Linked DNA regions of Homo sapiens: region 1 is linked to region 2. The links are chromatin loops, found by intact Hi-C in ENCODE. Cell type or tissue: mammary epithelial cell. All regions are shown on one strand. Links, peaks and the distances in the headings refer to the core of each region. The heading gives the core; the rest is flanking DNA.

What was found. A loop is a pair of places that touch in the nucleus more often than their neighbours do. Peaks named below come from ENCODE experiments on the same cell type or tissue, not always from the same donor. Only the 100,000 strongest peaks of a DNase experiment are listed, where the experiment ranks them.
Region 1: it touches region 2 in a loop (4-fold over the local background); 1 of 110 quality-filtered maps calls a loop at or near these places.

The regions. Positions count from the first base shown.
Region 1 is chr7:137,763,472-137,778,743 of GRCh38, forward strand. All of the region lies in intron 1 of DGKI (diacylglycerol kinase iota), which reads right to left. Among named protein-coding and RNA genes, the nearest start is that of DGKI, 76 kb to the right of the region's middle. In mammary epithelial cell, for the core only: no CTCF peak of the experiment used is centred there; DNase peaks (open chromatin) are centred at 9,460 and 11,650; H3K27ac peaks cover 278 bases.
Region 2 is chr7:137,874,130-137,889,401 of GRCh38, forward strand. It overlaps CREB3L2 (cAMP responsive element binding protein 3 like 2), which reads right to left. Exons shown (of 12, transcript NM_194071.4): 9 at 11,274-11,373; 10 at 10,866-10,992; 11 at 8,283-8,499; 12 at 850-6,422. The coding sequence ends at 6,347. Among named protein-coding and RNA genes, the nearest start is that of DGKI, 35 kb to the left of the region's middle. RefSeq lists enhancers at 1-431, 4,504-5,235, 5,236-5,969, 9,440-9,941, 10,628-11,185 and a silencer at 5,194-5,488. In mammary epithelial cell, for the core only: no CTCF peak of the experiment used is centred there; DNase peaks (open chromatin) are centred at 5,342, 6,492, 8,242 and 11,722; H3K27ac peaks cover 5,633 bases.

The DNA.
Region 1 (15,272 bases), core at 4,855-12,854, 110 kb before region 2:
TTAGGGATCACTCATCTCCTGTCCAACGACTCCCAAACTGCTTGTTTCATAACCTGTTCAAGAATGTTTTATGGAAATTATGTCAGATTCTCTCATCTACAGTGTGTGAAATCCAAAGTATCCTCATTTTTGAAAACTTAGAAAATGTTTGCCTATCTCAGCTTTCCAGCTCCTGTCCCATTTATTATCCACGATTCTCCAAAGATTCTAAACAGTAATTCTATAGCTTCTCTCTGTATCTAGAATGTAATTCATCTGGGCTAAAAAGTTTTGACTCATGTAGCTCAGGCCAGTGTTTCCTTACACCTTCCTCATCCAGAGAGAATTTCAGGCCATGCCTGTCTGCTCCAAGTCTCCAATAAGGTCTCAACCTCCACATAGAGCAATTTTCAGTCTCTTGTAATAATTAGCAAAGCATGCTGTAATACTTCTAACCAGTAAGGATAGGGTAGTCTAGGCCTGAAAAACAGACCGCTAAATAAGGGACAGGTCGTCTACCTGCTTTGGCATTTGTTCAGTGTTTGCATATTGTCACAACATTTATTTTAAGCCCCTAAAAGTGTCAAGTGATGGCTCCCACATGGACTTTGATCAGACACTATCACAGATCTAGGCCCAGAGCCCACGAATATTTACTAAATATGCAGTAGGTGGATGCTCACCCTAGATGTGAACGGTGTTGCCCTAGGACAGATCATATTCCTTAAAGTGCCCCTCCCCTCCTCTGACTCTTTGTCCAGGGTGGCACCCTGGGAAGCTGTGTTTTTAAAAAGCTTCCTGAGCACACCAGAATTATTGTTCCAGGTGAACAGATTCTGAACCTTTAAGTTAATTTCATCCTTCAGAAGGAACTTTTACATTGAGAAAGGGTCAGAGTTCCTTTTTCTGCCCTCTTTTTGCCAAATATACACATCTAAAAGAATTTGCAGAGAGCCAGGATGGCTCCTGTTTAATTTGTTTCATATATTCTCTAACATAGCATCCCTTGTAGCAGTACTCAATAAGGATCTGAAAGTTCATTTCGTTCATTTCCACCCGACTTCTCTTGTGCTGGTCCACAAGAGAAGTTCATTCAAGCCCTGCTTAGATGCCTCCAAAGGCAGACCACTCACCACCCCAAAAGGCAGATGTCCTCTACTGACAGTGCTCTTCGGCAGTATGGCCTTTCCTCCTGGTTTGTCTAGGGTACCTGCAACAGCCCTAGTTGGTACCTTTTGTCCTGTTTTATTGAATAAGCCTGGCTTTCACTCTGAATGTCCTGGTTTGAAAGATAATACAGTGCCCATATTATTTTCCTGCAGCTCAGGATAAACTGTGAATGCCTTACCCTGAGCTATGAATATGTTCTCAATCCCATCCCCACCTCCTACCTCTCCAATCTCTTCCTCCAGTACTTCCTTCTTTCTGCCCCCTACCTATACCACAGAGAAATGGTCTCCTTCCACATTTTACCCAAGAGGCTACAGGGGCTTCCAGGGTAACTTGCCTAAAGTTTCACAGCTAATAAGGAGAAGACAGTTTTCTTTTCCATCTGAATATACTCAGTTCCTTCCATGGTTTCTCCTGAGACATGCTTCCAGACCCTCAGGCACCTGCTAATTGCCCTTCTCTGGGCAAACATGAGGCGCCAGGTGCAGTCCAACCATTGAAGAGGGGTGTTACTTCCTGAGTTCAATACATTAACGTTCCATTAATGCAGCTTTTTAGTTGCCTCAGTCAGATTTAGTGGCTTATACTGAGCTTTTAGTCAAATAAAACTTCAGTGTCTTTCTCTACCAGAACTACTGCCAGTAGATTTTTTTCTCCCACCATTATGTATCGTTGATTTTTTTATTCCAAAATAAGATTTTACATTTATCCCTTTGAAATGTCATTGTGTTATTTTTAACCCAGCATTCCAGCATATCTATATCATTTTGAGACATATTTTTGTTTTTGTCATCGATTACATTGGCCATCCTTTCCAGTTTTGTGTCTGCCACAAATTTGATGAGCACACTTCTTGTGCCCTCTTCCAACTTGCTGGCAAAGTCACTGCCCAGAGCAAGTCCAAGATCTGAGAATTTTAAAATGACCTCACTAATGATATTCCTTGTCTTGTCTGTGATGTCACAGTCTTCCAAAGAGCCTTCCTGCAGAAACCGTTCACTTGTCAAGGTTTAGAACCACTGCCACCATCAGCCCTTTGTAATGATAAGTCAACATGAGAGTCTTCATAGAGATGATGCAGCTGAATCCCACGTCGTTTACTAAACAATTCAGCTAAGTAGCCCTCAGGTCTGGATGGACTCTAAGGACAGGCAGCATACGATACGGAGGCCTCCCGGAATCCTGCAGCCCCAAGTCACCCAACCTTCCCACTGGCTAAAGAGAGAAAGGAGACACACTCTATTGTCAATTTCACCCCCAAAGCTTTATCTATGTTCCTAGGAGAAGTCACATCTATACCTTACACTGGTATCAGGCATTTAAATCAGTATGGCAAGTCAGGTTTTCAGAAAATATCACTGAAAGGAAAAGGCCAAGAGAAGCTACCTGAACAGGAGATTTCCTAAATGTCAGATCTAGTTCCTGCCTGAAACCAGCTCTCAGCCCCTTTCATTTACAGATGAAGATAAGAGGAGAAAAGAGCTAGAACAAGATTGTTCAGGACTTACGATCCTAAGAGGAAAGGAAGAAAGGTATACACCAGGAAAGCTCAAACAGAATGAAAAGTGAACCCTCCCGTTATTCTGAGACAAATATCATGGGATCCTCCAGCCTAACAGGAAAATGAAGCAAACTCTAAGAAACAAATATTTCCAATGGTGATCTAATCGGACTTCCATCAAATATGGTTGTGTCAACGTGATGTTCATCTCTACTCCCTTCCCAACCTCCAACATAATGAAAGTAATTAAGTTTTTTTAAAAAGTAAAGTTCCACAAGGACACAGAGAAATGGAGAGGTAGAAATAAATGTTAACAGTCTTCTGGAAGATGGAAAGTGAATTGACAAGTTATTACTAACCTATTAGCACAAAGAAAGTTACAAATCTCAAAGAGCAAAACCAAGAAAAAGCAAGCCAATTTGCACGGAGCCCCTCAGAAAAGCTGAGGAATTGGAGGAGGAATTGGAAGTGTCATGGACTTCCTCCAGGGCAAAGAGAATCTTCCTTATTCCCTCCTTCCCACTCAGCACACCCAGGGCAGGACAGGAGGAATTTCTTTTTCTAGAGAAACTGAAAGAGGGATCCTCAGGAACTAGGGACTCAAATAGGGAGGGCTTGCAGGGTGGTGAGGGTGGTGCATGGGTAAACGTGAGTCTGAAAAGAGAGAATTGAGTGAAAGTCAACACCCACAATGAGATCTTTCTGTTTCCCACTCCAAACTTGGCTCCCACAACACCTGCAGCAGGTGCACAGCCCCAGGAACAAGTCTGGGTGGTTCTATTATGGAGATTCTGGCCAGCCCAAGGGAAAAGCTTCCAGATGCTGACATCTGAGGATCCTCCAAGTGAACAGATCTGTGATCCTAGGCCACTCTGCAGTGGGGGGCCACTACCAGACGAGCCGGGGCCACCCACAGAAGGTGTCCTGTCAGCTCTTCAGAGCCTTATTCATGTCTGTGACCTGATGGGGGGGCCACTACCAGATGAGCCTGGGCCACCCACGGAAGTTATCCTGTCAGCTCTTCAGAGCCTTGTTCATGTATGTGACCTGATGGCTGCAGATCTCCTGCCATTGCAGGAAAGCCACCAGTATGAAAGACAGGGCCAAAGTACTCAATTAGGAAGAAAGAACTGAAAAATAAAAGAACAGAACAAAAATAAGAAACAGCTACTGGGCTTTTAAAGTGTCACAGGGGAAAAAAAACTCTTTGGTAAGAGTTACAAGATAAAGTTAAAGCAATCTCCCAGAATGTAGGTCAAAGGTAATGAAGAGATAAAGGTAAGAAAATTAGAGGATAAATTCAGGACATACAACTTCCATCTAATAAGAGTTCCAAAAGAGAAGAGAAGGGAAGAGAAGAGAAGAGAAGAGAAGAGAAGAGAAGAGAAGAGAAGAGAAGAGAAGAGAAGAGTAGAGTAGGAGGAAGAGGAAGAGAAGAGAAGAGAAGAGAAGGAGAAGGAGAAGAGAAGAGAAGAGAAGGAGAAGAGATAATAATATACATGTGGCTCCACTATAAATAGTATTTGTAAAATCTTAATCATTTAAAAAGTGTAGTGGTTAAAAGTAGACTCTGGAGCCTCGTTTACTTTGGTTTGAAGTCTGGCTCCACCAGCTACTACCTACATGACTTTGGAAAGTTAGTTAACCCAGGTCTCAATGTCCGTATCTGCAAAATGGAAAGAATAACAGTATCTGCTTTACATGGTTGCTATAAAGATTAGTTAATACATGTCTAAAGCTCTTCGACAGTGTCTTGCACCCAGAAAATACATAATAAAGGTGAGCTATTTTTAAAAATATTATATAATATTCCAGTATGAGAGGCAGAAGGATCACCTGAAGCCAGGACTCCAAGACCAGACTGGGCAACACAGCAAGACCCTGTCCCTACAAAACAAACACAAACAAACAAAAAACAAATAATCTGATCATGAGTCTAACCAAGAACTTTGATCTACATATATGAGGAAGCTACAGAAAGTGGGAGGATGTTAAGTGGACACAAGATGTTCATCTAAAATGGTACCATCTCATAGAAAGATGATGGTATTAGGTCGGTACCTAATACTATCATCTTGGCAAAACCAAAATTACTTTTGCACCAACCTAACAGATAATGTCTACAATTGGCAAACCAAATGATCATAGTATAAACATAGTATTTAGAAACACAGATATAAATAAATACCAGAAGGATAAGCTAGAGAAATGGAAAGTTGCTGTCAGGGGAGCAGGACTCAATAGTGGGGAGGGAGTGAGGCATAACAATGTGAATACTTCATTTTTAGAATCATTTAAAAACACACATATTTTAAATAGCTTCGTCACACTGAGCTAAAACCCAGAGGGATGACAAGAGACGACTCTCAAGAAGCAGCTTCTGCAAAAGCTAAGCACCAATTCTGAGCAAAAAATATCCTTTCCAGCTGCTTTAAAACCAAACAAAAAGTAAGCAAAGGGCACATTTCCAGGGGAAAGGGAGGCAACCCGACTGCATGCACGTACAGGCCCCGGGCAGAATCACGCTGTGCCTCATTACATAAGGTGCCCTGAATCTTTGCCCCATCCTGCCCTTCTCTGGCCCCTGTTTCCCCATATCCTTGCCTTCCTCCTCCAGAGCCAACATTCTTTGGGCTGCCTCCTTCACACTCAGGGACAAAATAAATTGCAGCCGCTTGGCTGAACGGCTATCAAATTGTGTTCCGGAGTCTTCTGCAGTTCCTATTCAATGGTCTATATGGCGGCTTCATCAGAGAAAACACTTTTACAGAGGAAGCATTTCTTTTAGAAGATGAGGTGTTAGCACTCTGTATTCTGAGGCACGTTGTAATAGTCATTGTCAGAGGTGCCAGCAGATGAAAATACCAGTCACTATAAGAGATTTCTGAAGAAGTCAGAAAAAAAAGTCAATTTTGTCTTCTCAAAAAATAGAAAGTGGGTCAGGAAATTCTGAGAAAAGACAGCATTTATGCATAGGGATTTCGCATTCTGATTACGGAGCCCTACTACATGATAATAATCTCTTGCTGCTTCTGCGACACCCAAGGGAGACACGGGAGAAAATGCAAAAGAAGCCGAGACGTGTTAGACCCGGTAGATGAACTCTGACTGTGGCAGATCCAGCAATGGTGGTCGAGGGTAAAGTTCTGTAAGAAGAGTTTGGTACCAAATGTCCCTGAAAATTTGGAACTAAAGTGAAAGCTATCTGAGTCAAAGAAATGGGTTTCAAGTGAACTGGAAAGAACTGGATTAATCAGCAAGGGAAGATCAAACTAGTACCATTCACTGAGTGATAACAATTAAGAATTAGTTTTATCACCAAAAGCAATTGCAACAAAAGCCAAAATTGACAAATGAGATCCAATTAAACTAAACAGCTTCTGCACAGCAAAAGAAACTACCATCAGAGTGAACAGGCAACCTATGAATGGGAGAAAATTTTTGCAATCTACTCATTTGACAAAGGTCTAATATGCAGAATCTACAAGGAACTTAAACAAATTTACAAGAAAAAAAAACAACCCCATCAAAAAGTGGGCAAAGGATATGAACAGACACTTCTCAAAAGAAGACATTTATGCGGCCAACAAACATGAAAAATAGCTCATCATCACTGATCACTAGAGAAATGCAAATCAAAACCACAATGAGATACTATCACATGCCAGTCAGAACGGCAATTGTTAAAAAGTCAGGAAACAATAGATGCTGGCAAGGCTGTGGAGAAATGGGAACGCTTTTACACTGTTGGTGGGAGTATAAATTAGTTCAACCATTGTGGAAGCCAGTGTGGCGATTCCTCAAGGATCTAGAACCAGAAATACCATTGGACCCAGCAATCCCATTACTGGGTATATACCCAAAGGATTATAAATCATTGTTCTATAAAGACACATGCGTATGTATGTTTACCGCAGCACTATTTACAATAGCAAAGACTTAGAACCTACCCAAATGCCCATCAGTGATAGACTGGATAAAGAAAATGTGGCACATATACACCATGGAATACTATGCAGCCATAAAAATGAAATGTCCTTTGCAGGGACATGGATGAAGCTGGAAGCCATCATTCTCAGCAAACTAACACAGGAACAGAAAACCAAACACTGCATGTTCTCTCTCATAAGCGGGAGTGAAACAATGAGAACACATGGACACAGGGAGGGGAACAACACACATCAGGGCCTGTCTGGGGGTGGGAGGCAGGGGAGGGAGAGCATTAGGACAAATACCTAATGCATGAGGGGCTTAAAACCTAGATGACGGGTTGATAGGTGCAGCAAACCACCATGGCACATGTATACCTATGTAACAAACCTACGCATTCTACACACATATCCCAAAACTTATAAGTAAAACAGAAAAAAAAAGAATTAGTTTTATAAAAATCAATAAATTATACTCAGTGGGTTTTTTTTTTTTTTTTTGAGACGGAGTCTCGCTCTGTCGCCCAGGCTGGAGTGCAGTGGCGGGATCTCGGCTCACTGCAAGCTCCGCCTCCCGGGTTCACGCCATTCTCCTGCCTCAGCCTCCCAAGTAGCTGGGACTACAGGCGCCCGCCACTACGCCCGGCTAATTTTTTGTATTTTTAGTAGAGACGGGGTTTCACCGTTTTAGCCGGGATGGTCTCGATCTCCTGACCTCGTGATCCGCCCGCCTCGGCCTCCCAAAGTGCTGGGATTACAGGCGTGAGCCACCGCGCCCGGCCCTCAGTGGGTTTTAATAAAATATTTTAGGGCCTTTTTAGCTTATTTATTTAAAATTTCAAGATCATATAGTCTTGAAGTGAACCAAAAAAATCAGAAAGAGTTACCCACTTTACCTATGGTATGTGAGGCAAGCTTTGAATGAGTAAATAAGGAGTGAATCTGTGTAATCGTCAGCTTCCATTTTGGTATAATTCTGCTTCTTATTCCCAATCTGGGTTTACGTTTTATCTTTGCAATTATATTCATTCTTTATTTATTTTTATTTATTTTTTTTGAGATGGCATCTCACCTCTGTCACTTAAGCTGGAGTGCAGTGGTGCAATCTCAGTTCACTGCAACCTCCACCTCCCGGGTTCAAGCGATTCTCCTGCCTCAGCCTCCTGAGTAGCTAGGATCACAGGTGCGTGCCACCATGCCCAGCTAATTTTTGTATTTTTAGTAGAGATGGGGTTTCGCCATGTTGGCCAGGCTGGTCTCAAACTCCGGACCTCAGGTGATCCACCCGCTTCAGCCTCCCAAAGTGCTGGGACTACAGGTGTGAGCCACCGTGCCAGGCCAACTTTCTTAAATCTCGAACAAAGCATTTACTTACTAGTTAGTGGAAACAAGATTCACATTGCATCATAGGTATTCCAGATACTTTCAGTGATGTGGAAATCAGAAACCCATAAAATTAAGTATGCCAGAAAGCAGTTTTGTACACATCTAAGTAAATTCTCTCTTAAACAAGAGAAAGGAATAAATAGATACCAATAAACATGCATCTTTATCTCAATAATATTTTAATGATTATTTCAATGATATTTAAAAAATCATCATGACTTGATACAATTGTTGGTACACAAAATGACGCCACTATGGTCTTCATGGAAAGTGTGACCTCATTAACGACTGAACAATCTGACAGATTCATTCAAATATGTCTAACAGACCCTGGGTGAGTCTGGAAGCTTTGGCAGTGAAACCAGAAGGACTCAGCCTGTGAGGGAAGGTTGGTTTGTCTCCAACTCGAACTGGGAAATACCTTCTAATAAGATGACACTGTTCTTGGGAATTCCAGAATCATGAAAAGGCAGTGGAAATCACTGGGTGTAGGAATCAGCAGCTGTGGGCTTCTGGAAATAACGTCCTGGCACTTACACGACCTTGTTCCAATTCAGAGTTAAGGCTGCTCTACACTGTGTGCATTCGTGTCCGTAAAGAAAGTAGCAAAATAAAAATCATGACTGGTTTCCATTTTAGGCCTCACTCTTTGCAGTGTCCTTCTTCATTCCCAAATCTTCCATGTTGGGAAAATTAAGGTAACAAGAAAATCTCCTCTGTTCTTTTTCCACTAAATCCAAAATCATGACACAGAACTCTGTTGAAATACATCATAAAGGTAGAATTTTAAAACAAAAGGCTGAATAAAATGGAGAGGAAGATACTTAACTCCATGGCTACCTCTCTCTTAGCCAGCATCATGTTATTTAAATATTATCTGCTTTTGGTCTGTTCTGTCTCCCCAACTAGACTGTGAATTCACATGTGAGAGCTATTCGTGATTCACCCTGGAGCCCTGGGTGACCGGCACAGTGTCTGACACAAGGCACTCAAGAGATTGCACTTAAACTGGACTGGGCCTACTTAAGGGAGGTATCAAAAAAACATTAAAGTAATACACACATCTGGTTAGAAAAAAGAAAGCTTGCAGAATGGTTTATAATGAATGACCTAAGCCCCCAGATCTGTTCCCCATCCTGCTCACTAAAGGCAACCATTCGTAACTATGAGAATTTGTTTTTAAGGTTTCATCACATGTATTGCTAATTCAAAAAAAAAGAAGAAGAAAAAGAATGCCAGTTTCAAATTATTCATGTCTCTTTACTTAAATAGACCCAAAATATTTGGAAACACTGTCAGCAGTTATTCCAAGTTGTTGTATTCATACATTCAACAAACATATATTGTTTGCATTAAAAGTTATGGCATTTCTATTTTCATACTTTCATCAACACAGACAAGCTTTCTTCTCCACTTAGGATGATGAAGGCATAAGTCAGTGTGACCCTAGAATTAGTGGGGACAGAACACATCAGCACTAGACAATGGGGGTGGAGAGAGGAAGGGTGAGTCAGTGTCACAATGGAATAAGCTGCTGCTCTATGAGTTACTCTTGCAGGATGGGGGTGAATTGCCAGATGCAGGAATGCACTCCCTTTTTTGCTTACTTCTCAGCAAGTGACACTCTGTACAAGAAGGGACCCATGGGTCAATTACATTATACCACATTTTACTTCTACAAACTGTGTACCAAAGCAGCTCCATGATTCACGGAACACTCCTCTTATTCTGAACAGTACAATCATCTGCAAAATCCCTTGGAATTATTTATAATGGGATTTATTTCATATTAGCAAAAACAAATGCATAAAATGGTACCACACGTATAGCACGGAAGGGTAGGAAAAACTCTGCAAAGACATGACACTTTGGGAAAACCCTCACACCAGTAAAGGGGAATAAATAATGAACTTGCCAAGAAGATACTATCAGGCGTTTGGCCAGAGAAACACATTACTGCCTTAGAGTGTTGGCCTCTGAAGGGGTATTCTGATCCCCAGGAAAAGCTGGAGCCCTGAAACCTGGTGACTCTGAGGGACCCTCTTCTCAGGATGCTTTAATAGATCTGTGAGGGCACACAGGAATTGAGAGACAAGATGTTGATCAGGCAGCTGAACTGAATAGGCAGCTATTGGTAAAGAAAAGACAAGAAGCCAATTCAGAAAAATTCTGTTGGCAGGACTCACATCTATCTACTACAAGAAGATCATATTCTACATAAAGTGAAGGAGAATCCAAGGCCTAGAAAGAAAACCAAGCCAATAATGATAACCAAAATACAAAAAAAAAATAGAAACTCATGTTTTCCAAATGCTTAATAGCAGAAAGCTTTTCCAAAGTTAATCTGAGTGATCCCTTGTTACAATACTAACCTGTAGACATTATTTTCATTTTATGGATGAGGAAACTGAGGCTCACAGAAGCTATATAGCCTGCTAAGGGCCACAGAAGTAGTAAAGTGATTCAGATCCAAGGCTGCCTGACTCTAAATCCATGCTCCTTCTATCACAACAAGGTGGATGTCTAGAAGGTGAGAAAAATCATGTATCTAAATCCATAGACAGTATGTATGGTAATACTTCTGAGGTTAACAAACAAATAAGCAAGTCTGCCTCAATGAGAAGGCACCAAACTTTTTCAGTCACTTACACTTACTTTCTTAACTGGGTCCCTTATACTATTTCCTGGGTGACTAATTTTGGCCAGTGTTTTATAATTTTATATAATTTTAAAATATAACAGATTCAGGATTGAATAAAAAAGAAGTTATGGTCATAATTAGAGCAACATGAAAAGGTACATTACAAACATTTTCACTGTTGGAAAAGGGGCAATTCATGTTAGCTCCTATTTTCCCAACTGTTTTAAAAAAAAAAATCAAACTTTGAAATAGGTCAAAGAGAGATTTTCTTAGAAGGTTACATGTTTGTGAAAACAGAGGAAGCTAAACATTTCCATGCAATTTCCACTATACCAAATCAACTCAGAAGGTTCTTTTTCCCTACTGTAAAAAAAAATTTAAATGTCCACCTTTACGTGAATGAGGATAATAAAGTCGCATCCGCTATTCTCCTTATGTTAATGTGTCTGCAAAACACACATTTCCCATTACCCTCCCCCTACACACACACAGAGTAAAAAATAAAATTGAACTCAACCTTCGCCCCATCCAGGGGTGTTTTTCCTTCCAGCGGTCCCACATTCTGAGTTGCTAGTAGTATTCGAGTGCTCAGGAAGCCTCCCTTACCAAGTGGCATCTCCTCCAAAGAGACCACCTGATTTGTAGCGACACATGGCCCACCAGGTAAAGTAACAGCTACCCCTTGCCTTCTTTCCTCCTGTGAGCAACCCTTCTCTTCTCTTCCTGACCCTCTTGTGTTAAGGTCCTATATGAAAAGGAGGAGGGAAGGGCTTAAAGGAGAACGAGAAAGACAAGCAGGAGTCAAGATTTCTGTGACGTCACAGGACTGTTATGAGTGGCTGCTAACCATTTCTGAAAAGACATGAAAATTCTTCATCTGCCGTCAATATCTATAAGCTGTTCTCAAGTCTTTCCATTCAGCAGTTTTTCCAGGCAGGTCTCCTCACACGGTTTTTTTTTTCTTTTCTTTTTTTATTATTATTTTTTTTAACACACTAAGCTGACTCAGACTCACAGGCAGAAGTTCTGACTCATTTTTCTTTTCTTTTTTTTAGACTCCTTGAGTCCTGAAAAGGTGTGCTCCATGTGGCATTATTAGTTCTTCTCATATAAGTGGGGAAATCCAGTCCAAAGATTAAGTCACGAAGCTATGATCTTTAAAGCTTAGAAAAAAGCAAAATATTCCTGGGAGGACCGTAATGAAACAAGGATGACAATCAAGAAGTTTTATCAAAATTCGATAGGCAGGCACTCATTCCAGGCAAGGAAATACTGACTTCTCTGGACCACCAACCTTTCTTCTTCTCCTTCACTTTCTACCAAGGTACCTCTGCCATTCCCCTGTCTTGTCTACCTGAGGGTATGTGGCTATGCAACTTCATGGTGCCAAATCCTCAAATGAATTTTAGAATTAATTTAGTGCTCACCTGTGTTTGCATCTGGGTTTATATTTTCAGGTGATAATATGTATGTCGGTGCATGTGCACACAAGATGTGTGTAGTTACTTATAAGTGGGCAAATTCTTGATTGGCACATCTACTTTGAACCAACAATTCCTCGTCTATAAGTCTATCTTACAAAAGTATGCACCGAAGCAGACAAAGATGTAAGAGAATGTTTTAGCAACATTACGTGTAATAGCAAAACACTGGAAACATTTAAACAGTAGGGAACTCGATAGATAAACTTATATCCATATTATGGGATACTATCCTATCATTAGATACAATAAAGTAGATTTATTATAGTCTCACAGGGAAAGATGTCAAAAGTATATTCTTTTTTTTTTCTTTTTTTGGCAGAGTTTTTCGCCCTTTTTGCCCAGGCTGGAGTGCAATGGTGTGATCTCGGCTCACTGCAACCTCCGCCTCCTGGGTTCAAGCGATTCTCCTGCTTCAGCCTCCCGAGTAGCTGGGATTATAAGCATGTGCCACCATGCTTAGCTAATTTTGTATTTTTAGTAGGGATGGGGTTTCTCCATGTTGGTCAGGCTGGTCTCAAACTCCTGACCTTAGGTGATCCACCTGCCTTGGCCTCCCAAAGTGCTAAGATTACAGGCGTGAGCCACCACGCCCAGCTAAAAGTATATTCTTAAATGAAAGAAGCAAGTGGCAGTATTATGCAATGAGTGAATCATTGGAATAGATTGATGTGTTTCCCTGTTTCAAATCATGGTTGATACAGGGACATCACTTAACTACCGACAGCTGCATCAAACAAAAGATTATACCCATTAAAAATCAATAAATGCTTTGAAAATTATTGGAATAGTTTGATGAATGATTTAACCTCTAACATAGATCACCTGGTAGGCAATTATATATAGTTTGGTCTGCCTAGAGAATAGAACATATTTTTAAGTGCTAAGTTTTATATTACCATGCAGTGGTTAAACATTTTGACCATCATCTTACTTTACGTGTGTGTGTTTATTCATAGATGCTTAGAAAAAATATAGAAGGATTACACAACACAGAAAATGGTTAAGTGTGGTTACCTCTGAGGGTAGGGGAAGAGGTGTATCTGAGGAAGGTGTACTTAAAGAAGAAACGTTCATTTTTCATTTTGTATTATCTATTTCATATAACCACGCAATCGATCATCTATGATTGGTACAGGGCAACTTAATGGAAGAAGTGGATTATCAGTGTCTTAAAGCATGACAGTATGAGAAAGCCTTTGTGATAAATGACAGATATTTGAGGGGGCAGGTGTATGTGGGAGAGGCTCAAAGCAAAAATGGACTGGAGAAGAGACGAAAAATACATGAGAAAAGGAGGAGTAATGAGATAATAATCAATTGTAAGAAAAGGCCTTTTAAAAAGACCAGGCAGGATAGCTGATGCCTATAATCCCAGCAGTTTGGGAGGCTGAGGCAAAAGAAATGCTTGAGGCCAAGAGTTCAAGACCAGCCTGGGAAACACAGCAAGACCCTGTTTCTACCAAAAAAAAAAATTTTTTTTAATTAGCTGGGCATGGTGGCACATGCCTGTAGTCCTAGCTAACCAGGAGGCTAGAGCAGATGATTGCTTAAGCCCAGGAGTTTGAGGCTGCAGTGAATTATGATCATGCCACTGAGCTTCAGCCCAGGCGACAGAGTGAGACCCCCACCAATCTGTTAAAAAAAGGATGAGGCGGGAGAAACTTTAGTATATATGCATGGTAGTAATATGGAATTCTATGGCATTATTTTAAAAAGTGGAAAAGGCATTGTCTGCTCACCAACAATAACTTACATGGAAACAGTAATTAAAACTGGGATTCCACCAAGAAAGAATCTCCATAAAAAGTATGCAATGCCTATATGATTATGTAGCAGTCAAAAAAGAAACAAAGAAAGGTTGACATGTCCAGGAAAATGTGAAAGGATTCTGGCTCCCTGTGTCTCACAGCAGCGACGGCTATGGTCTAGCTCCCTCAGTGTTCCTCTGTGTCATACTGTAGCCACGCCAATTAAAGCTTCAAGAGCTGCTTAATTTTTGAAATCAGAATCAGCCTTTTCCTTTGTGTTCATAAAACTTTAAGTCATATCTCAACAGATGAAATATTGGCATCATTGGCTCTTTAGTTATTTACTATGTCACTGCTTTCGACTCATCAATGTCTTTTATTCTCTTTAAAGAATTCTTCTATTTATATACATAGATTTTTAAGTCTTCATCTGGTTCATTTTCTGAGGCTCCTGGAAAGCTTTCCTCTGGATAACTGAGGCATTTCTGTGGTTCTAACTTTACCTTGTTAATCGCATATTGGTATTTAAATATTCAGTGCCATGAGTGAGAAGACAAAGGGAAAATATTTGGGAATGACCAGATACCTAAAATTTCGTCATAAATACACCTAAAATGCAACCATCATGTGGCTATTCAGTCCGTTCACCTTCCCTTATTTCCTCAACAAGAATACTAGGCGATTGGCAATCACAGGTAAGACATGGACCCTACCAAGGCGTACACAGCTCACAGTGTAATAAGTGATTAAACAATTAAATATAAGTTGATGAGTTTTGTGATACTAAAACATAACAAAAACATTAGGAAAATATGAAAGTATGAGTAGCCCACTTTCAATAACGCCCAGAAGTTTTCACCAATGAGTTGGTACTTCGAGCTGACTTTTGAAGAACTAGGAGTTAGCCCGGCTACAAAGAACATAGAGGCATTTTAGTCAGGATCATGATATAAGCCCAAGAAGGGGAGACTTTTAAGGGAAGGGTGTGTCTAGGAAATGCCAAATGGTTCAATAAAGCCAGAGAGTGCATAGGATAAGTGAGGAGGAATCTAAAAAAGGAAGATAAGAAAGCAGAGAGAAAGCAATGAAGAGTCATTGATGGGCTTTCAACCAGAAAATGGTTTGCTTGGGTTTGCTTTTTTGAAAGATTACTTAGGGGACAATGGGCAGGTGTGTTACAGGGAGATGAAAGAGGAGGCAAGAAGGAGGTGCTCTGTCTTCTGTTAATAGCAAAGTAGCTAGGTCAGAACAATTGTTCCACAGATAACAATTTTTAGATCTGGACAATTAAAAAAAAAAACTACTCAAAGGCACTACAAAGTGAACATGGTTAGGCAAAATCTGGAGCAGAGACCCCCATTAAAAGACAAACTGCAATGAATGAAATTTGCAAGTTTGCAAATATTTGACTGTTAGCACTCCCAATTTGCACAT
Region 2 (15,272 bases), core at 4,067-12,066:
TGGGGGGTGGAGGAGCTTCAGAAATAGGCTCCCCACAAAAGAAAGAGTGGGGCATGATAATGAAAGCCTCTGAAGGGAAAGGCCCCCTTGTGTAACAACAAAAGGTCAAGGTGCTCTGAAGAGGACAAGATAGAGCAGATTAATGTACCCTCAAGGCCAGGGCAGGGTTGAGCATGCTGCTAAGGAAAAAAAAACACAAAACAAACAAACAAAAAAATCCCATGTTTTGTTTTTTTTTTCCAAGTAAGCACAGTCCCTGGCCTTAGTCTCTCACATCCCAAGTCAGTCTGAGACTAAACGAAGCCCCCACTCTCTGAGTGAAGAAAGCTACATTTGGATTCAGACATTGTAATGGAACGAAGATTACTCTGCTTGAGTGCACTGACCTTTATCAACCATTTCATCAGAATTTCTGGAGCATGAATCTGTTAGACATCCTCTGCAACTGTTCGTAGGAAGAAGGATCATTCCTTTCTGGCTCAAGTCCAAAGGATCTTTCTCAAGCAACCAGAGATGGGGAAAGCAAAATCAAATCCACAGACAGTTGAAATCTAGTTAGGGAATAGTTAGAGGAGACAATAAAAATAACAGTCATGCTGCATAAGTCTCTAGAGGATACTGTTTTTCTTCCCGTGGCTGCCTGAAAAAACAATTACATTCTCAATATTCCTCCAACTAAGGCTTGGATTCAGTCCTATATAACATACCAATTGCTGGTTTGAGGCTCTTCTTTCAGGCCAAGTAGATATCCAGGAAAGAACGGTTCGGCACACATACACAAACCCATGTTCATAAAAAAACAACATGCTTTTCAAATTAGTACCAAGATTATAAAGACTGGGCAACATCTTACTATTTAAGAAAAAATATTTATTTGCAAGAAATGGAAATACAAAAGCATAACAATTTCAATTTATTTTTTTTTCCCAAACTAAGTACAAGTGTCCTACAAAGCTTTTTTTTTTTTTTGGTATTTACTTAGCTATGATAAAGAATAAAAAGTCATTTAAAAAACGCGATAGGACAGATAACAGACTCACAACGTATTTAGATTTAAACACTGCTGGTCTACGTAACCTGTTACAAAAGAGAGCAAAACCTAACTGTCAGCATAGACATTAAAGCTCACCGTTGATTATAGCTCAGGGCCTGCTCAGCATTGTTTAAAAAGGGTCACTCACAGTTTTGTCAAAGAGTGCTGGTGTTCTCTATGAACTCATAAACTGTTTTATCTGAAAAGGTGATTTTCTAAGTAGTGTAAGCCATGGGTACATGGTGCAAAAAGTTCATGTTCTCACTCAGCTGGTGAGCGAAGGATGGGAGCAGAGAACAGAGCTAAAACCCCTGGTTTTCCTTTCCCCAGATGTAAAGCCTGCTAGCTGGAACTCACAGAAGATTGGAACAAAAAGATAGGAGATGGACACCTGGGGGACTGCTCCAGCACGAAGGGAAGCGATGAGCATCACACAGCAGGGCCATTGCAGGGGACAGGTGCTGTAATTCCTGCCCAGAGAACTTGAAAGCTTACAGTGTGCTCACAGGAAGGAATCGGCTCAGCTAGTCCAGAAATTGCTGCATTTCCCATATTACTTAGTTCTTTATTCATCCTGTGGTAAAGAGTCACCCTTGTTTTCCGTATCTATAAAACTGAAAGACTTAAAATTTACTTAGCACAGCACGCAACACCCTAGTAAATGCTCAAGAAATATTATTTCCCTTCCTTCTAGAAACCAAGGCTAAATAAAACATTCCTGAATTTTATGTTGTCCAAAATAACAAAACAAAACAACACCTAGTTTTTTCCTGTGTTAAGTGCTGACCCTTTGACCACAAAGGCATGGAACATTAATCTTCAAATGAGCCAGGTTCCTTTGCCCTGAGAAATGTTCCGCTATGAGGATTTATAATACCTTTAATCCTGGCTGGTTGTTTTTTTGATGTGATTGCACTCCTGCAAACTGGGATTTTCCTAATGGACGTAACCCTATTTCTTTTCTCCTGATGTGCAAATCTGATAGTGGCTCACTTTTAGGAAACCACTTTTGAGCCTTCAGAAAAAAATTTTTCCCCACACCCAACTCAATCTAATAATAAAAGAATATATACAAAATCTCCCAGTGACGAGGGATTCCTCAGTCATCCTGGATTTACCTATAAGGCACATTTAAGGCACAAATGAGCATGTAAGGGAGGAATGTGCACGTGTGTGTGTGTGTGTGTGTGTGTGTGTGTGTGTGTGTCAGAGAGAGAAGAAGGGAGAGAGAAGTATAAGCATTTGGGTCTTTTGAATAACTATTATTAATGTTTCCTCAATCCCTTCTATTCCCCAATATTCCCTAGGGCCTCAGGCAACACTCTTCCTTATGAAACTGAAAAGTCTTAGGAGTAACTGAATGAGTGAGTGAATGAACGAAACATCTAAGTCTTGTCTCTGGATCCTTCACAGCCCTCACGTCACCACCACCTACTCTCTCCTGTAACTGCCCTCCCAGCGGGGCCTATCCTAGCATGTGTCTATGGATAGTCTCACCTGAAGGTGGCCAAATAAAATGACTCTCAAGAGGGCACTACCTGCCCATGGCTTCACAGGTCCAGCCAGCCCAGCAAGCAGAAGTGCTGGTGTCTTTAACCCAGGTTTCTTAAAGACTGGCTTCAATAGAACCAACTGTAGTGACTTGGGGCAGAGGAAGGGGAGGATGAAGGTCTTCTAGTGCATCTCTGCCCTCTCCGTGTTGGCAAGGTTGGCATGAATGGGCCATTATTCAACTGGGGGTGGGATGTCTCCATTTCTGGACTGTGCTCAAATTCACACCTTGTATGACATGTGGGCAGAGGAGCTGGCCTGGAGAGGCCTCTAATTCTGCCTCTACGCTTTTGCTGGGTCTGAGGACATGGGAGGGAGGAGCCATAAAATGCTGGAGAACAATTTTAAAAAACACTTATGAAAAAATGCTGGACACTTGACTCACTGCCAGAACAAAGAAGAGCCAATTCAACATCCCAACTTTACGGGCACGTAAGATTCACAAGCTGAACCAAGAGATTTAGGAAGAAAAAAAAAAACATGGTAATTATAAGGGGTCTGTGAATAAGTTAAACTAAAAGCTGCTTTCACAATCTACAAATTAGGCCTCCAAATCAAAATCATTTATATTAACCAAAAGGTTATCTAATTTTGCCCATATTGGTGTCAAATCTCATCCCCACTCCCTGCCAAAAAAGAGCAACCTAGTTCAGCTGTCGGATTTTTATATAACACTCTCTTTATGTGAGCTAGACTCCAGAGTCCTCACACTTCACAGAAATTCTTTCTTAAAACTGGCACTGCAGCCTTTCATTTACAATATCCCTTTTTAAGTGCAAAGTCGAGGGCTGTGAAAAGAACCACGGTGGGGGGTCTGGGTTACTCAGGTCTTATCCAGTGAAAAATTAGTTCTCTGAATCTTTGCAAAACATCTCCTTCACTGGTGCAATCTAAGAAAGGGAAATGGGAAACTTGTTTACATGATGAAAAATATAATTAAGAGATTGACTCTTTATGGCTTATGGCCGCTCTGACAGACTCGTATTTCTCAAAACTTACATTCAGAAGACACTGTCTGCCACTATTTGAAATCTTTAGAGCTAATCATAAGTTAATGACTAGTCTAAGAGGCCACTTGGTGGGGAAAACAAATCCACTGATATTCTGGTCTTAATCCCTGAACAGAAAATGTGCACACATCCATTAACTATTTGGAACCAATCTGGTGCTATACAACTCTTCTGTGTCCTCTTGACCCCATTTTGTCCTCCTAAAGGGACAACTGTTAGTTCCTTTAACCCACTCAAGCAAGGAGTGGAGGGCAGAGGTTTATCTAAAAGAGCAGTGATGTTGGTTCTTGGAGCCCCCTTAAAAGGGCCATCTGAGCTCTCTGCCTAACGTCCCATTGTCTACATAGATTCCGTTTTGGAAGGATGGTTTCCCAGAGAAAGAGTCCTGCTGTTTGGAGGTCGAGAGAGAGTGACGTCAAGCAAGCGTAGTAAGGGAGAAAATAAAATCCTCAAAGCACTAAGGACAGGGGCTAGAAGTTTCCTTTATCTTCTCCCTCCTCATTTAGAAGAGCACGTTTCCTACTCTACGTCTGGGAGCCTTGAAAACCCAGTCTGGTTCAGTTGCAGCAGGTACATGGGTTGGCTCATTCTCTCACTTCTGCCCCTAAATTTGAAACCTTTCCTTCCTCATTGCCCAAATGCTACTTGAGTAAATCTTATCTTTTTGCCTTCTTTGGGCCCTATAGGCTGCCTATGCCTGATAATGACCTGACAGTTTAAAAGAGAGGGATGGGTCAGTGGAGGCCCATGGTTACCAGACACCAGCCAGGCCCAACAGGATCTGGGCTGCAGACAGTGGAGCAGAGAGAAGCAGAAGCAGAACCTACTAGCAACCCTCCTCCTGCACAGCTCAGACAGTCTCCGCCCTGGCTAATGGGAGGGACAACAAGAACCCTCCAGACAACAGGGCTGCCAGGACTACGGGGGCCCGATCCAGCTTCCACTCACAGTGAGAAGATGAACTTGGCCGCTTTCCAGGCTGGAACCGTCTCCAGCATAGCAGAGAGAGGGGAATCACTCACAGGGAGCCCCAAATGGGCCTAGACAGACAAGGCAGGGACCGACTTATGAGGTATGACGACAAATGTTAATAACATCAAATCCTGTACCTGATATGGAATGGAAGCCAGGGTGTGGGCTTAATCCCTCTAAGTACAGGCTCCAATAACAATGCAGATGACGTGTGTGGGGGTGGGTGGTGGGGGGAGAGAGAGAAGGAGAGACAGAGAGAGAGAGGGAGAGAGAGAAGCCAAAACCAAAGGCATTTCAGCTGCTAATAAAAATAAAATACAAACTCTATGCACATTTCCTACACAAAATCTTTCCCAAGCTCGGAAAAAACACTTGAGGGTTTTCTACATTACACAATAAAAAGGCAATTTCCACTTCTTATTTATATGAAAGAGGAAAGATTTTTTTAAACTACAAAAGTTACTTTTAACCATAAAAAAAAAACAAAAAAACTAAAAGTAGGTTGGGGATTAGGTTGTATCTCTTTGGGCGAGCTGCAAAGTAGCCAAACCTGACTACCAAAGGTAAGAATGTGGATACACAAATGTCACCTACCCCACCCTGCTTTGTTGAGGTAGGGGACGAGGAGGACAAAGTGGAAGTGTGGAGGGAGGAGGGGGCCAGGCAGGTGTGGAAAGCCAGCAAGGTTGTCTGAAATGTCTGTTGTCAGAACAGGGCTTCCCCTTCTCTGTCATGAAAACAGGATAGAAAAAGCTTGTGGCCAGGGAGCCCGGGGCCTGAGTGAGGCATTGTGTCATCTCTCGCTCTGAGCTCATCCTAGAGGCAGACACATACATGCTCAAAGGAACTTCTTTTTCAATGGTAATTATTCCAGTTAAAAGAAAAAACAAAGGAAAGGAAACAAAACATTGTCTGGAAAGACACGGGATCCCAGAGCCTAGGGTGCCCTCCTAGCTCTGAAGGCTCGCAGAAAACTTGGCTAGCTTGAAAGGAGGCATCGATCTCTTCAGTGTGGTTGCTAGCAGGAAGCCTCGGCAAGCTAATAAATACTATTTACAACTGGGGAGGAGAAGCTGGGGAGGCAGAACTATGGATGTGTGGGGAACCAGGTTGTGGGAGGTCCTAAAAGCGACAAGATGGGGCAGGTTTGCCTGGAGTAGAAAAGCCTGATCCCCTCAGGCATTGCACTTGCGGCCTGAGAATATGAACGAGAGCCCTCGCCTGCCAGTGCTGCTGCAGGAGACGAGACGATCCAGCGAGGGCTCCCAGGGGGCAGAGTGGGCGGAGGGCTGCTGTCGGGGGTGTTCACACCAGAGACCCCAGTGCGAGCAACGGAGGACACGGGTCAGTGCTTTGCCAAATACCAACAGGCATTATGGCATTTTTGTGGCCAGAGTCTGGGGTCTTGACTGAACAAGAGCCATCTCGTCTCCAAAGCGGGGGGTTACACCTCACAGGTGCACATTAGGCAATATCTTTTTGGCACTATTGGTGGAAACAAGCCTGCTTGTCCCACCTCCAACCCCTAAAATAATTTCCTATGGCAGTAAGAGAAAGGAAGGGAGGGATGCAGGCTCCCTTCTGCACAGGAGGGGCATGGACCAGGGGGAGATGCTCTCTCACTGCAGGGAAGTCCCAGGCTGGTCTCCAATCTGAAGCCACTAATGCTTGCCCATGTCTCCATGAAGATCCAGTGGCAAAGAGGAAAAGCTGATGACAAAGGTGGTTTGGGGATGTAAAAGTAGAGTTAAGGGAAAGGGAGGGGGTGCAGGCAGCCTCTTTAGAAAGTGGTGTTCACTCTTCTGTCGAGTTCTACAACTTTTAGTGTTTCATTCCCCTCCAGTTTGGCGCTGACCCTGTGAAGGCATTAAAAGGAAAACGAAGTATTAGTCACCAGCTGTTAGCTACAATTCTCATGCTTTGTAGCGTGATGCAATCATTCAGGGGTTGCAACTTGGTGAGACGGCCTGGGCATGTTTCTTGTCCTTTTCTCTCCTAGTAGCAATTCTCTGTTTCCAAAGTCCCCTGCTACCAGCCTCTCCACTAGTCCACATTCCTACCTTTATCTACACCCAAGGCATCCCAACCCTACTAAGGATAATCATGGTGGCTTGATATTGATCTGCTATGAGATGCATTAAATTATTCTATTTACTTAGGATGTTTAGCCCTATGCTAAACTCAGGGAAGGAGAAAATAAAATGATAAGAGCTGATCCTTGGCCTAGAAGAGCTAATAATCCAGATAAAGATTTTTAACAATGAGCTAATTTGAAATAATAATAAATCCATAACAGAAAATAAATACATTATTAAATTGTGTAACAACCTGGAAAATTTCTAGGCATTCAGAGGAGGGCTAGGAGGCTTTGTTATCTAGGAGACATCACAGAACAAATGGGATTTGAAGTGGGCCTTGAACAGCTTAGCTGAGAGAAGAGAAACTGTGTCCAGAGCCAAGTAAGAAGGCACTGGGTCTTCTAGAGATCCCAGCGGTGGCTACATTGGCAAGTCTCTCTATGACGGGAATAATAATGATGCCTTACCACATGGGATACTTAAAAGGATTTGTATGATACTGTTTCAGTAGCCCTCATCCGAAAATCTAAAATCTAAAATGCTCCAAAATCTAGAAATTTCCGAGCATTGACATGACGCTCAAAGGAAATGCTCACTGAAGCATTTTGCATTTTTGGATTAGGGATGCTTAACTGTTAAGTATAATGCAAATATTCCAAAATCTGAAATCTATAACACTTCTGGTCCCAGGCATTTCAGATAAGGGATAGTCAACCTGCCTCACATCTGTAAAGTGCTTAAAATAGTAAGTGCTAGTAAATGTTAAATATGTATGTATAATGTACACACATAAAAGTACTTCATTATAAACCTTCCCCTGCAGAATTAGGGGATGAAAGCTGAAGAATCTGAAACAAAATCTTTCCCATTTACATCGGAACGGCCTCATTTCTGGGAGGCATAGGAGCAGAGTTCAGCTAAATCACCAACCATGTCACACGTAACCAGGAGCATGCATGCAGGCCCAGGGACCTCCCCTATTACAACAACAATACCTTGCAGTCGCATAAGCCTTTATGTTTACAAAGGGATTTTTCCCAGAAACTGAGAAACAACTCATGTAGAATTGGAGCCAAATAGAGGTTGTTCTCAATATGGAAATGTGTGCACAGTGCCTCTTAAATGGTACCCCTCAACATACATCTATAAGTATAAAACTATAATATGTATAGTTTTAATTAACACATGTGTATTTACATATAAATCATAAACATATATTGACATATAGCACAATATATATCTACTCCCTAGTTGAAGCCATGAAACATGTCTTAAAGTTGGATTTGCACAGCAAACACACTGTGGTTACCTGGGCTGTGCATTCACTCGTGTGGCTTGGAAGGGAGGATGGAGACAGTGGGGGAAGGGATTCAAGCACTTCTTTGTGCCACCACGCCAGCTCCCCGCTGATGCAGCAGACATAGGGGAGCTCACGCTGGTTTTTTTCCTCATCTCTGCTCAGGGCAACTGTTGGCCAGCAACAGACTCTCTGCAGTCCCAGGTCCTGGAAATAGGTCCTGAGAGAGCTGAGGGACTGAACCAGGCCTATGGAGAGTCTCAACCTCACATCTCAGGTTGCTGACTCATAACCCACCATCAGTGCACTAGAGGAGTTGGCTCTGTGTCTCTATGACTCACAGGTGCTGCTGCAGCTCCAAAAGCACTGACTTCTCCAGGCTGGTCTCATTCGAGATAATGAAATGGGGAAGATCCACATCCGGCCTGGACTCCAGCCCTGACACCCTGAGCAGGGAGGAACCTCTATCCCAGCCCCCCAGCTCCCCAGCCGAGCCCGGGCTGGATGACTCCTCTGGGGGAGAATGTTCCTCGTAGATCAGCAGGTTTCTGGATCTCACTGAGGACAGAGCAGAATAATAAGGTGTTAGCAAAAGACCACAGGGGTCCAACACATTCCCTCACTCCAGGTGCTCAGGGCTGGTGGCAGATGACAATGTGTGTGTTCTCGTTGCCCAGAACCATGGGTGCCAACAGAATTTGGCTTTCTATAAAGACTTTAGAGCTTCGGAGTTTGTGCATTGAAAAATTATACCAATTATACAGTGCTGGAAGAACAATAGAAAAGCAAATAAACACAAGGCAAACTACCACCCCCACTGCTTTGAAAATATAAAACTCCCCCCTTACCACCCATAACCATCTAGGGAAAATGATTCATGGAGAATGGGAGTGGAATACTTGGAGATGTCCAGACCCAGCTAAAAGAAGCAGCATTCCCAGTGAGTAGGTCTGGCAGGGGGATGAGGTACAGGGCATCTCATTTAGAAAGGGAAGAGGAGACACAAAGCCAAAGCCATAAATCAAAGGATAGAGACAATCTCCTTTGTTTTGTAGGACAGTCACACAGCTAGATGGCTCTGTAGCAATTTTCCATGACATAGAAACTATGCTTCCAATTAAATTTAGAGAGATAGTTCCTTGGGGGGAAAAATTCTCAACAGGCCACTGAAATTATTTAATTGGAATGCTAGCACTTCTGTCATACCTGGCAGAGACACACCTGCCTGGTGAAGACCACAGACGTTTCAAGATGGCAAAATTTTCCCTATCCCAAATCCAGTACAGTAGTCCTCCCTTATCCATGGGGAATACATTTCAAGACCCCCAGTGGACGGCTGAAACCGAAGATAGAACTGAACCCTATATATATGGTATAAGGTATATATGTATGGGAAAAACCATACAGGGTTTATATATGGGCATATAGCATGTAGGGTTCATATGCCTTTTCCTATACATATGTACTTATGATAAAGTTTGATTTAGAAATTAGGCCCAGTAAGAAATTAACAATAATAATAAAATAGAACAATTCTAACCATATCTTCTAATAAAAGTTACATGAATGTGGCCTCTCTCTCTCAAAATTTCTTATGGTGGTGTACTCAGCTATTTTCAGATAACTGCAGGTATTTTTATTGGCTGCAGGTAGTGTTTCTTACTATAGTGTATTCAGCTATTTTAAGGTAACTGCAGGTATGTTCATTGGCTACAGGTAACTGAAAGCTTAGAATACAAAACCTCAGATAAGGGGGGACTACTGTACTGCCTAACCCCATGCTCATTCCTATAGGTGTAGGTGTGAATTTGTGTGTGTATTCCTTACTCACCATCCCTTTATTTCTAGGTGAGAACACCATACGCTTCTTATCTGACACCGGAGTCCCCATATTCTCTAGATCTTGGGCATAAGGTTTTGGAAGGCAGGCTGATTCTTTTTGTTTGTTTGTTTGAGATGGAGTCTTGCTCTGCCGCCCAGGCTGGGGTGCAGTGGCACGATCTCGGCTCACTGCAACCTCCGCCTCCCAGGTTCACGCCACTCTCCTGCCTCAGCCTCCCAAGTAGCTGGGACTATAGGTGCATGCACCACCATGCCCAGCTAATTTTTGTATTTTTAGTAGAGACGGGGTTTCAGCATATTGGCCAGGCTGGTCTTGAACTCCTCACCTTGCTGATTCTTTTTTTTTTTTTTTTTGATGGAGTCTCGCTCTGTCGTCTAGGCTGGAGTGCAGTGGTGCGATCTCGGCTCACTGCAAACTCCGCCTCCCAGGTTCACAATATTCTCCTGCCTCAGCCTCCCCAGTAGCTGGGACTACAGGTACCTGCCACCACGCCCGGCTAATTTTTTTGTATTTTTTAGTGGCGATGGGGTTTCACAGTGTTAGCCAGGATAGTCTCAATCTCCTGACCTCGTGATCTGCCCGCCTCGGCCTCCCAAAGTGCTGGGGTTACAGGCGTGAGCCACCACGCCCGGCCCTGACCTTGCTGTTTATTTAATTTCACTTTACAAGCCCTTACTATATACATTGCATTACATTACTCATACAATTCCACTCAGTGGAGGCAGAAACACAGCAGTTCTCTTAAAACGTCACAGAAAGCGACAGACTCTTTCCCTCATCTGCTTCCCTCTCCCTTATCAGAACTCAAAAATTAGATGTCAGAATGGATCAGGGAACACAGTCTAGAACAGCAGTTTGCAAACTGTGCTCTGTCAAGCTCTGGAGAATTCCCAGTGATGCCGCAGTCCAGTGGATGAGGGGCCCCAGGGGAACCCCCACTTGCCTCTTCAAAGGGAGAAGCTCCACTTTTACCACTTTTTAAACATTGGACTTTCACAGAAGATTCCTTTTGGAAGACTGAGAAACCCAGCTCTAGGGAAATAAAACAAGACCCTGCCCAACTTGCCACATGCTGTCTTACCCACGGAGGCTGTGTAGGGCTCCTGCAGGGAATGCTGGCTGGGCAGAGCCATCTTGGTGGCAGAAGGATAGGGCCCGTAGCCTTGAAAGAAGCTGCCGAATGCAACGGCAAAGCACAGCACCACAACCTGTGGGAGAGAAAGAGGGGAGAGAGAACACGAGGGGCTGTGGACTTCAGCCTCTGGACAGCACAGCTTTATACCCAGGGACACAGACTCTCCTCTTCAGGCCAGTGGACTGCACCCACCAGTCACATCACCAGAGTGCCTCACCGAGGAACAGCCTCAGAGTGGAGTTCCTCCATGTGGTTTCTCCTACAGCACAGCACTTGGCCTTGGCAAGTGGAGGGAGAGGGGAGACAGGGGCCAGGCCAGGGGCGGTCACTGTGCTACCCTGCTGGGAAGCTCACCATGAGGCAGGTGCCAGTCTGCGTGCCAGCTAACTTGCAGGTTCGAGAAACCTTGCCCATCACCAAAGTCTGAAGCTTCTGGAGTTGCTGAAGGAGAGTCCTGCCAATGATAACAACAGCCGTGAGGGGAGTCTGACAGAGAAGAGATGCTTTTTGATCTCTCCATGTGACCCAAGAAGGCCGCCGTGCCTTTGTGCCTGCATTTCAACAGAGCCCCAAGGGACAGTTTCCTCTGGAAGAAGATACGAACACCAGTACCTTCTAGCACCATTGTCACAGAGCTCACTGGGGCTCAGAATCAGCCTTCACACTTGAAAGTCCTGTTCTTGCACTGCCCTGAGTTAGAGGTAACTGCCTCCACATTACCCCTGACAGGCTGTGGCTTGTTTCTCAGCGATTGAGAACAAAGGAAAAGGAACACTCTGATTGGATGGTGGCTAAAGTCAGAATGGTTGTGTCTCTCCTAAATTCCTATGCTAAAACCCAGTCCTCTATGTGACGGTATTAGGATGCAGCACCTTTGGGAGATGATTAAGTCATAAATGGAGCCCTCATTGATGGGATTCGTGCCCTTATAAGGAGCTGAAAAGACTAGAGTGCTTCCCTTCCACTATGAGAGGACACAGCAAGAAGCTGCTTTTTGTGAACCAGAAAGCAGGCCCTCGCCCAACACGGAATCTCCCAACACTTTTATCTTGGACTTCCCAGCCTCCAGAACTGTAAGAGATCAATTTCTGTTGTTTGTAAGTGACCTCGTTTATTACATTTTGTTATAGCAACCTGAACAGACTAAGAAAATGTCGATTAAAAGAAGAACTCATTTAAGCAAGAGATGAGAAACATTGACAAAAACATAAAAAAGGGACAAAGGCAAAGAGAAGGAAAAATAAAAAATGACCAGCAGAGAACAACAGAAGGAGTGGCCAGAGGTGGGGGCTGTGACTGGAAATGCCAACAGAGAGTAACAGGCATTCACAGGCAGGTTAGAAGAGAGAGAGAAAGGCCAGAGGTGGGGGCTGTGACTGGAAATGCCAACACAGAGTAACAGGCATTCACAGGCAGGTTAGAAGAGAGAGAGAGAAAGGAGAGGAAAAACAAGAACGGCTCTGTTTAAGGCAGAGAGGCAAACAGCCACCTGCAGCTCAAGCCTGTGGTTCTTAAACGCTCACAGCACCTCCAGAGTCAGGAAACGAAGCCAACATATGAAAGAACAAAGATGCCTGCTCAACTGGACCCTCAAGCCCAGAGTCAAGGGTCTTTAAAACCATCCTTTGAAACAGATTCTAGCCTTTCTCCAGGAAAAAGACAAGAGAGCAAGAGCAGAAAAAAAAAAAGGAGACGTTTTATCCCTAAAATTGGACAACTGTGCCTCTCCTTAAAAGGCAAAGTTTGAGGGATAAGAACAGTCTTATATACTCTGCTCTGTGTGACATCAGCACACAGAGCAGATGGTAAAATTCTTTGCAAATTCTGAACACTGCAAGGCATAGAAAAGGATCTGACAACACACCCTCCTGAGTTAGAGCACCCGGGAAGAGTTCCCTGTGAGTGGTGTAAAGAGTTGAAGCTCCTCCTCATCCTCATCCCCCACCCCCAAACCCAGTGCATATGGCAAAGTGGAAAGATTTTATGAGCAGATGCTTTCTCTTGGGTCTCAAGGATTCTCGGAAAATGTGTGCTGTGATGTAACAATGTTAGACAGCCACATAAGTTCACTGGAAAACATCATCAAATCATTTGTTCACAGAATGCTGTGGGCTTTCGCAGATAACTTGCTTCTCACCACAGTCTACCCCCGAATAGCATTCAGGTGCTAGAAGGACAAGCAGATTTTTCCTGGGCTTACATCTTCACCCCCAGCTAGTACCAATGAAACAAGTTCTCCCAATTTGAGCAAATTAAGGACAGGTTGGCCACAAGAATGATTTTGCTTTCAGCAGTTTAAATGGATAGGAGTGGTGGGTGAATTGGAGCAGCCCTCAGCACACAGAGTAGATGCTTTCTGGACTCAAAACTCCTTTCTGGGCCAGGCGCGGTGGCTCACGCCTGTAATCCCAACACTTTGGGAGGCCAAGGTGGCCAGATCACGAGGTCAGGAGTTCGAGACCAGCCTGGCCAACATAGTAAAACCCTCATCTCTACTAAAAATACAAAAAATTAGCTGGGCACGGTGGCGGGCGTCTGTAATCCCAGTTACTCGGGAGGCTGAGGCAGGAGAATCGCTTGAACCCAGGAGGCAGAGGTTGTAGTAAGCTGGGATTGCACCATTGCACTCCAGCCCAGGCAACAGTGCGAGATTCCGTCTCAAAGAAAAAAAAAAAATTTCTATGCGTTTCTATCTACATGACATTTTCCCCAGGTATAGTGATTTTAATTTAAGCAACACAGAATCATTCATTCTGTTAGTTAATATCACTAATTTAAGTTCTATTTAATGTGAAGATCTTTTTTTGTACTTAATCGTACATTTTTGTTTCTGTTTATATAGAAGTATGATTGAATGTAGTTTAGACCTGGTTTGTATTTAAATGTATTCAGGTACAATTTTTATTTTTCTTTTTTTTCCTGGAGATAAAGTCTTGCTCTGTCGCACAGGCTGGAGTGCAGTGGTGTGACCACAGCTCACTGCAGCCTCAACCTCCTGAACTCGAGCAATCCTCCTGCCTCAGCCTCCTGAGTAGCTGGGAGGGAATACAGGTGTGAGTCATCATGCCCAGCTAAGTTTCTTTTCTTTATTTTTTGTAGAGACAGCATCTCTCACTTTGTTGCCCAGCTCGTCTGGAACTTCTGAGCTCAAACGATCCTCTCACCTCTGCCTCCCAAAGTGCTGGAATTACAGGCATGAGCCACTTGCACCCAGCACCATTTTCTTTAAAAGCATTTTGTATGTTTACTTAATGCTGAGAAATACTCAACAGCATAATTACTCTAAATTCTACTTAAAGAAAGTTTGCAACTAAATGGTTCTATGATGCAGCACCTTTCCTTCCTCATGAAACTTTTTCTCTGTTCTCCCAGGACTTCCCCAGAAAATTCCCTTCCTACCCAACAGCACAGCTGCCTTTTCCTTCTGCACTGCCACTTCCTGAGTGTGCATTCATTCTCACAGCGAGATTTCACTGGCCGAAGCATATATTTGACTCTCTATCACCTGTAATGCCAGCCCCAAAGCCCTTGCTGGGTTCTCCCTGCTGATATTTCTTCAAGTCCTTGGGCAAATTTCCAGGTAAGCCCACAGAAAAGACCACATGGCTCAAACCCTTTCCTCTTATTGCCAACCACTCTCTATGGTAGGAATGGGTCTCTCCTTCCTGCTAAGCTATGAAAAGCGGTCTCCTGTTCCCCTGGCCTGCTCAAGAGCTACTTCTGTAAGTGACAGCTGCCACTTTTCCTGGGCACCTCAGTTTTCCACTGGGCGCTCCTGCTGCCTGTAAGCTGGTGGCCGCAAGGTGCTGAAGTTTAGCTATGCTCTGGGCATGAGGGGGTAAGGTTTCTCCATCCAGGCTTCAGTTAGTACCTTTCCAGATGGTACCAAAGCATGTTACTTTTGCTCCAAAGTCTTAAGCTGTTTTGAAAGGGGAATGACCACTTCCATTTTTTACCAACAATCCCTATTGACCAGCAGCCAGCCCGTACTTCCTCCCTGCCCATCCCCTACCCCTTGCCTAGTCCTTAGAGCATGAATAGCTTTAAAAAAAAAATCCACACAAGGAATCAGTCCTCCCTTCCAATTTCTGGTTGATATCTCTGGGCCCTGTACCCCTTCCCCTAGGATGAACAGTCTCCTAGGAGGCTCCCCAGTGCCTCCTGAAAACAGACTTTCAGCAGGCCAGCTACACCTGAAGCCCACTGAAAGAATATCTTAGGCTCAAATTGGAATCCCCCATTCCCCAGTCACAGGTGTAAAGTGCTACAAGTTGGGAAGAAGGACCCTTCAAGAAGGGCTGGAGAGAGCAGAGAGGGCTGGTGTTTCCTGACTGCACAGCACTTTGCTTGGCA